2 separate regions of the Homo sapiens genome follow, and region 1 is linked to region 2. The links are chromatin contacts, found by Hi-C or POLR2A ChIA-PET in ENCODE. All regions are on one chromosome and are shown on one strand. The core of a region is the stretch at or near the end of the contact, and the rest is flanking DNA. Distances in the headings are between cores, read along the strand shown. Region 1 overlaps PPP2R5E (protein phosphatase 2 regulatory subunit B'epsilon). Region 2 holds the start of SGPP1 (sphingosine-1-phosphate phosphatase 1).

Region 1 (2,717 bases), core at 28-2,527, 260 kb before region 2:
TCTCACTCTGTCACCCACGCTAGAGTGCAGTGGCACAGTCACAGCACACTGTAGCCTCGACCTCCCTGGCTGAAGCAATCCTCCCATTTCAGCCTCCCAAGTGGCTGGGATTACAGGCATGCACCACCACACCTAGCTAATTTTTGTAGTTTTTGTAAAGACAGTGCTTCACTATGTTACCCAGGGTGGTCTTGAACTCCTAGGCTCAAGGGATCCTTGCCGCCTGGACCTCCCAAAGTGCTGGGATTACAAGTGTGAGCCCCTGCATCCAGCCTCCTACCTCCCTACTTATAGCCCAGTTCCAACCCCAAGGCACACAGTATTCCACAATCACACTCTGCACTCATAACCTTTCCATAAGTTTAAAAAAAAAAAAAAACCGACTTGCCCTCTGATAATGTGGTGATTGATTATCCTGTCTACTAAAGGGTTAAGGGGTTATCTCTAGGAAGAACATATTTATATTATTAAAAAATACTTCATAGTGACAATAACAAAATGGCTTCATCCAATTGCATAATTTTAATAGGAATTTCCAGCATAAAACAAGCAAATTATCTGAAGACTCTATTGACACCTAATCTACTTTCACAGGATCATAAAAACAAGCCTTTATCAACAGATTAAAAAAAAAAAAAAACGTGGCTGAGCACAATGGCTCACACCTATAATCCCAACACTTTTGGAGGTTGAGGTGGGAAGATCAACACAGAAAGACCTCCGTCTCTACAAAAAAAAAAAAAAAATTACAGCATCCTAATAAAAAGATAAAATGTCTAATTCTGAAATTTTGACAATCTACATTGCTTGCTTGTACCATTAATGCACCCTGATATTACAAAGGTGACCAAGCAATAGCTTCTGAGCCATTTTTTACCCCACCCTGAAGTCCAAAGCAAGCATAGCATGCAGATGACAACATTTCTTTGAAAAAAGCCAAGTGGGGCAAGTTCAAGAGAGACCACTCTGAATGACATTCATCTAGATTCCAGAAACTCTCATATTACATAAATCTGCAAAAACACGCACCAGGCTCTCTTTGAGAATGGAGAGTACACATAAAAATGCGTAAGTTTCAAATTTCTGATAAAACCAGATGTCTTATGTATAGATTGTTCATAGACCCAGATGGGCCAGAAGAACCTCATTCATACAACTCTCACAAGTTTTCAGAATCTATCCTCTATTGAAAATATCATGATCTCCTACAGACAATACACTCTTTCAGGATCTTGACTATAAGCAATGTCAAAATACACTTGTTAATTAATGAATGAATAACCCAAAATAAACAAGAGTCACTGAAGACAGGTCAGGTATTAGAAAAAGATACGCATTCTAAAGAGCCATTTCCTGTTTCACAATAAATAGTTTCTGAAAATCTTGAATGAGTCATCCCTTCCCAGTCATATCATGTATACATAATAATAGTAAAAACTTAGTAAGCACTTACTCTGTGGCAGTCACTATTATAAGGAGTTTACATGTATTAACTCCTTTAATCCTTTCTACAATGCTGTGAGGTAGGTATTACCAACCTTATTTTTACATATAAAAATTGGCCCAAAGATATTTAGCAACTTGCCCACCATCACACAGCTGGAAAGGGGGCCCTGCTGAGCTTCAGACCTCCACAATCTGGCACCTGTACACTATCCCACCTCTGCTAAAGACTAATGAGAGCTGGCTTATCACTACTGATCATTTTTGTTTTCATCTAATATCTACAACGTACACTGGAGGGACCATCTGGAAGGGTTAATCTTCCTAATCTTCCTAACAGACTCTTTAACATAGATTGAGGAAGACAAGCATTCTGTCATCTATCTCCTCTTTGTACCAAGCAAAATGCAACTACCAAGGGTTAGAAAGATTCTCCAGCTGGCCTGTTATTTCTGTTAATATTTAAAAGCCCCCTTAGGCTGGGCACAGTGACTCATGCCTGTCATCCCAGCACTGTTGGAGGCCAAGGCAGGTGGATCACCTGAGTCAGATGTTCAAGGCCAACCTGGCCAACATGGCAAAACCCCATCTCTACCAAAAATACAAAAATTAATCGGGCATGGTGACAGGCGCCTGTAATCCCAGCTACTCAGGAGGCTGAGGCAGGAGAATCGGCTGAACCCAGGAGGCGGAGGTTGAAATGAGCTGAGATCACGCCATTTCACTCCAGCCTGGGTGACAAGAGTGAATCTCCATCTCAAAAAAAAATAAAATAAAGGACCCCTTTACATTAGTGTTAAGTCTCTCAAAAGATGATTCAAAGTCTTCTCTAACCTTCCAGCCTTCTCCTTTGCACTAAAGCTGGCTTACTTCAAGACTTCAACCTTGTTTGGATTTAATTTACTGTTCAGGAAAATGTAATGACACAGAAGTTTGGTTGTTTCATTTTGTTTTGAACACCTGACATTTGTTGAACTTGCATATGATTTGGAGTCTAACTGAGAGTTCAAACCTGTATTATCACCAGCACAGCCTAAGGTCAATTAGAAAGCCAGTTAGGTTGAATTGCTTTCAGCTAGTGATGGGACAGAAAGGAAGCATGAATAGAACAAGGAATAAACAAAGGAAAGGTGGAAGATATTTTAGACAAGAACAGCACAGAGGTGAGAGTGAGCACATTATGGGAGAAATTATAAGAAGATATGCATGTCTAGGGCATGGAAGACAGGTGACTAGAAAGAGTGGGAAATGAGAGGGAGGAATGAGGACATACC
Region 2 (2,700 bases), core at 63-2,562:
ACTTCATTGCTTGGAACTAGCATGTTTGTTTTGGAATTACACTAACGTTTTGTAAACACTGTCTCACGGTAAAGCTAATGACTTTACCTCTTTCTGAAACAGTTTTAGGGAAGAAGGCACCATATATTACGGTGAAACTGGGTCTTAGTTTACATAGCGATTATTTAAAAAATTCACTTCCACTGTGCATTACAAGAATTAAAGCCGTTTAAAAAACTCAACCAAAGCCCAATGACAATGTATTACTCTAGGAAAAGTGTGTCCTTTGGGTTCTAAGGCATTAAATTGGAATTTAATATTAAAATAGAATTCAACGGCTAAGTATCCAGTTTCCCCCAATCACTTAATTTTTCAAAACCCAGAAAGGGCCTGTTTGCGAGTATTGTGAAAACCTGTGGAAAGAGAGGCTTTGGAGGGGAACGGTCGAATTAAAATAAATGCAGAGAGCAAAGAGAACTCCGAGTTCTTTGAACTCCCCCAGGCTGAACAGGACGAGAAGGAACCCTACCTGCCAGCGGCCATAGGTGAGGAGGACCATAGAAATGGGGATGGCGGTGCCGGACATGGCATGGGTGGAGGGCATGCTGTACTCAGAGTTGTAGAAGACCTCCAACTTGACCACGGGCGGCGAGGCGGGCCTCGGCCAGCGGATGATGTCCTTGGTGCACTGGCCCAGGTACATGACCAGCACCCAGATGACCACGAGCCTCCGGCCCACCAGAGGGTCCAGGTTCCAGATCCAGAAGGGGAAGAACAGGATGTAGAAGAGTTCGTTGCCCAGCTCCGTGCCGAAGCAGAACAGGCAGTAGAGCGGCCAGTTGCTCACGCGGGCCAGCTGGCCCTCCTCGCCCGTCAGCGAGTTGCGGCGCAGAGCGCCCGCGCGCCGCGGCGAGGCCGGGCCCAGCTCGGCCGCCAGCCCGTTCCGCACGCCGTTGGGGGCGCCGCCGCCGTCCGGCTTGGCCGGGCACTGATTGCGGTCGCTCCCGGGAGGCTGGGGGCCTCCAGGCGCCCCTGGCTGCCGCCCTCGCAGTCGAGGGTCTCCGGCGAGAGGCGCCTCCGCTTTCTCATCCTCCCTCCGGTCTGCTGAGCGGCGCGGCGGCGCTTCCACCCCGCACAGCCGCTGGAAACGGGCCACTTTCTGCGGGTCCTGCAGACGGCCAACCAGCTGGGCCAGGCGCTGCCTCAGCGACATGATAACGGAACCCCCGGGAAGGCGGGCCGGCCTCCGGCGCAGCCCCGAACTGTCCCCGCGCTCCTGGCCAGCGGCAGCGGAACCGGCACAGCGCTCTACCCTCCGGAGTCTGCCGGGTGACGGCGCCACAGGCCGCGCGCCCCCGCCCCGCGCGCGCCGCGCCCCGCCCCGCCCAGCCCCGCCCCCACCCGGGCTCCCTGAGGGGCCGGGCCGCGCGGGTCCGCCCTGAGCGCATCCGGCCGTGGCTTGGCGCTGAGGATCGGCGGGCGGCCGCTTTGAGGTCCCGGGTAATATCCACCAGCAGGCGTCGCGGCGTACGTCTGGTGGGACGCGGCGTGTCCCCCTGCTCCACCTTCAGCCCTTCTTCTCCGCGGGCTAGTGTCGCCGGATTCCCTCAGCCAGAAGTTGACTTAAAGAGGCCACGATCCCGGTGCCAGCTTGCGCAATGCCTGTGACCAAGCAGCCGGGCATCCTGCTGGCACAGAACCAAATGGTGAATGATCAATGAAGGCGAAGCAACTACCATGAGTTCGGAATCATTCGACTCAAGTAATTAACAAGTAATTACAGAGCTGTCCCAGGCGACTGATGTTCGGAAAACCATGTGCCAATTGACCAGTGGTGACAAGACTACATGTAGATCCCAAGACAGGGCCAGGTGATATTAACAGGTGTGGTCTGCAAAAGAAAAGCCAGCCACCTACAAATTCAAAATACTGTGTCATTTATCAAATATTTTGGTATATGTTAAGGGAGCACAGGTGTTCTTAAGTGTAAAATTTCCTTTTCCTAGATTCTAATACCTAGAGGGCTTGCACAGAATAAATGTAGAGAATGAATGCAGTGTATAGATTTTTGAGTTTGGTAACGTTAATTTAGACGCTTAACTTCCGTGTCTCACAAGTTACCAACTTGACTTCTAGCTAGAGCAGTTTATAAGGTCTCTGAACTCCTCAGGTCAGGTGAATGTCTTTTATATATACCTAGAGAGAGAGAGATGAGACAGGGTCTCGCTATATTGCCCAGGCTGGTCTCCAACTCCTGGGCTGAAGTGATTCTCCTGCCTTGGCCTCTCAAAGTGCTGTGTTTACAGGCGTGAGCCACCACACCCGCCATGATCAGGTGAATGTCTGTAATTAAAGAATGTGAACTACTTCCAAGAAACAGGCTTGAAATTGTCCCATGCCCTTAAAACAGTAGAAATACTTTCCTTCAGGCGTGGTAGTTCATGCCTATAATCTCAGCACTTTGGGAGGTCGAGGAGGGAGGATGGCTTGAGTCCAGGAGTTTGACAACAGCCTGGGCAACATAGGGAGATCCCACCTCTACAAAAAATGAACAAAATTAGCCGGGCAGGGCTGGGCACAGTGGCTCACGCCTGTAACCCCAACACTTTGGGAGGCCAAGGCGGGCGGATCACCTGAGGTCGGGAGTTCAAGACCGGCCTGACCCACATGGAGAAACCCCGTCTCCACTAAAAATACAAAATTAGCCGGGCGGGGTGGTGC

What was found. Hi-C counts contacts between places; a loop is a spot of excess contacts on that map. ChIA-PET counts read pairs that join two places held with the same protein, here RNA polymerase II (POLR2A). Pooled maps may share reads with other maps.
Region 1: a pooled map shows a loop between it and region 2 (5-fold over the local background). The contact joins the enhancer-like site here to the promoter of SGPP1 in region 2. A Hi-C loop is called at or near these places in 12 of 37 single-sample maps with no recorded cell type and 12 of 50 pooled maps. POLR2A ChIA-PET finds 5 or more read pairs at or near these places in 3 of 52 experiments (HEK293, IMR-90 and activated CD8-positive, alpha-beta memory T cell).

Annotation. Positions count from the first base shown.
Region 1 is chr14:63,470,099-63,472,815 of GRCh38, forward strand. The region is part of intron 2 of PPP2R5E (protein phosphatase 2 regulatory subunit B'epsilon); the gene reads right to left. Among named protein-coding and RNA genes, the nearest start is that of PPP2R5E, 72 kb to the right of the region's middle. RefSeq lists an enhancer at 1,557-1,636. Within about 2 kb of position 1,278, at least 6 of the 41 ENCODE cell types and tissues checked have a DNase peak (open chromatin) inside an H3K27ac peak, as active enhancers do.
Region 2 is chr14:63,726,753-63,729,452 of GRCh38, forward strand. It overlaps SGPP1 (sphingosine-1-phosphate phosphatase 1), which reads right to left and starts at 1,313. Exons shown (of 3, transcript NM_030791.4): 1 at 509-1,313. The coding sequence starts at 1,192. RefSeq lists enhancers at 459-960, 605-654, 1,615-1,804 and silencers at 915-1,014, 1,305-1,404.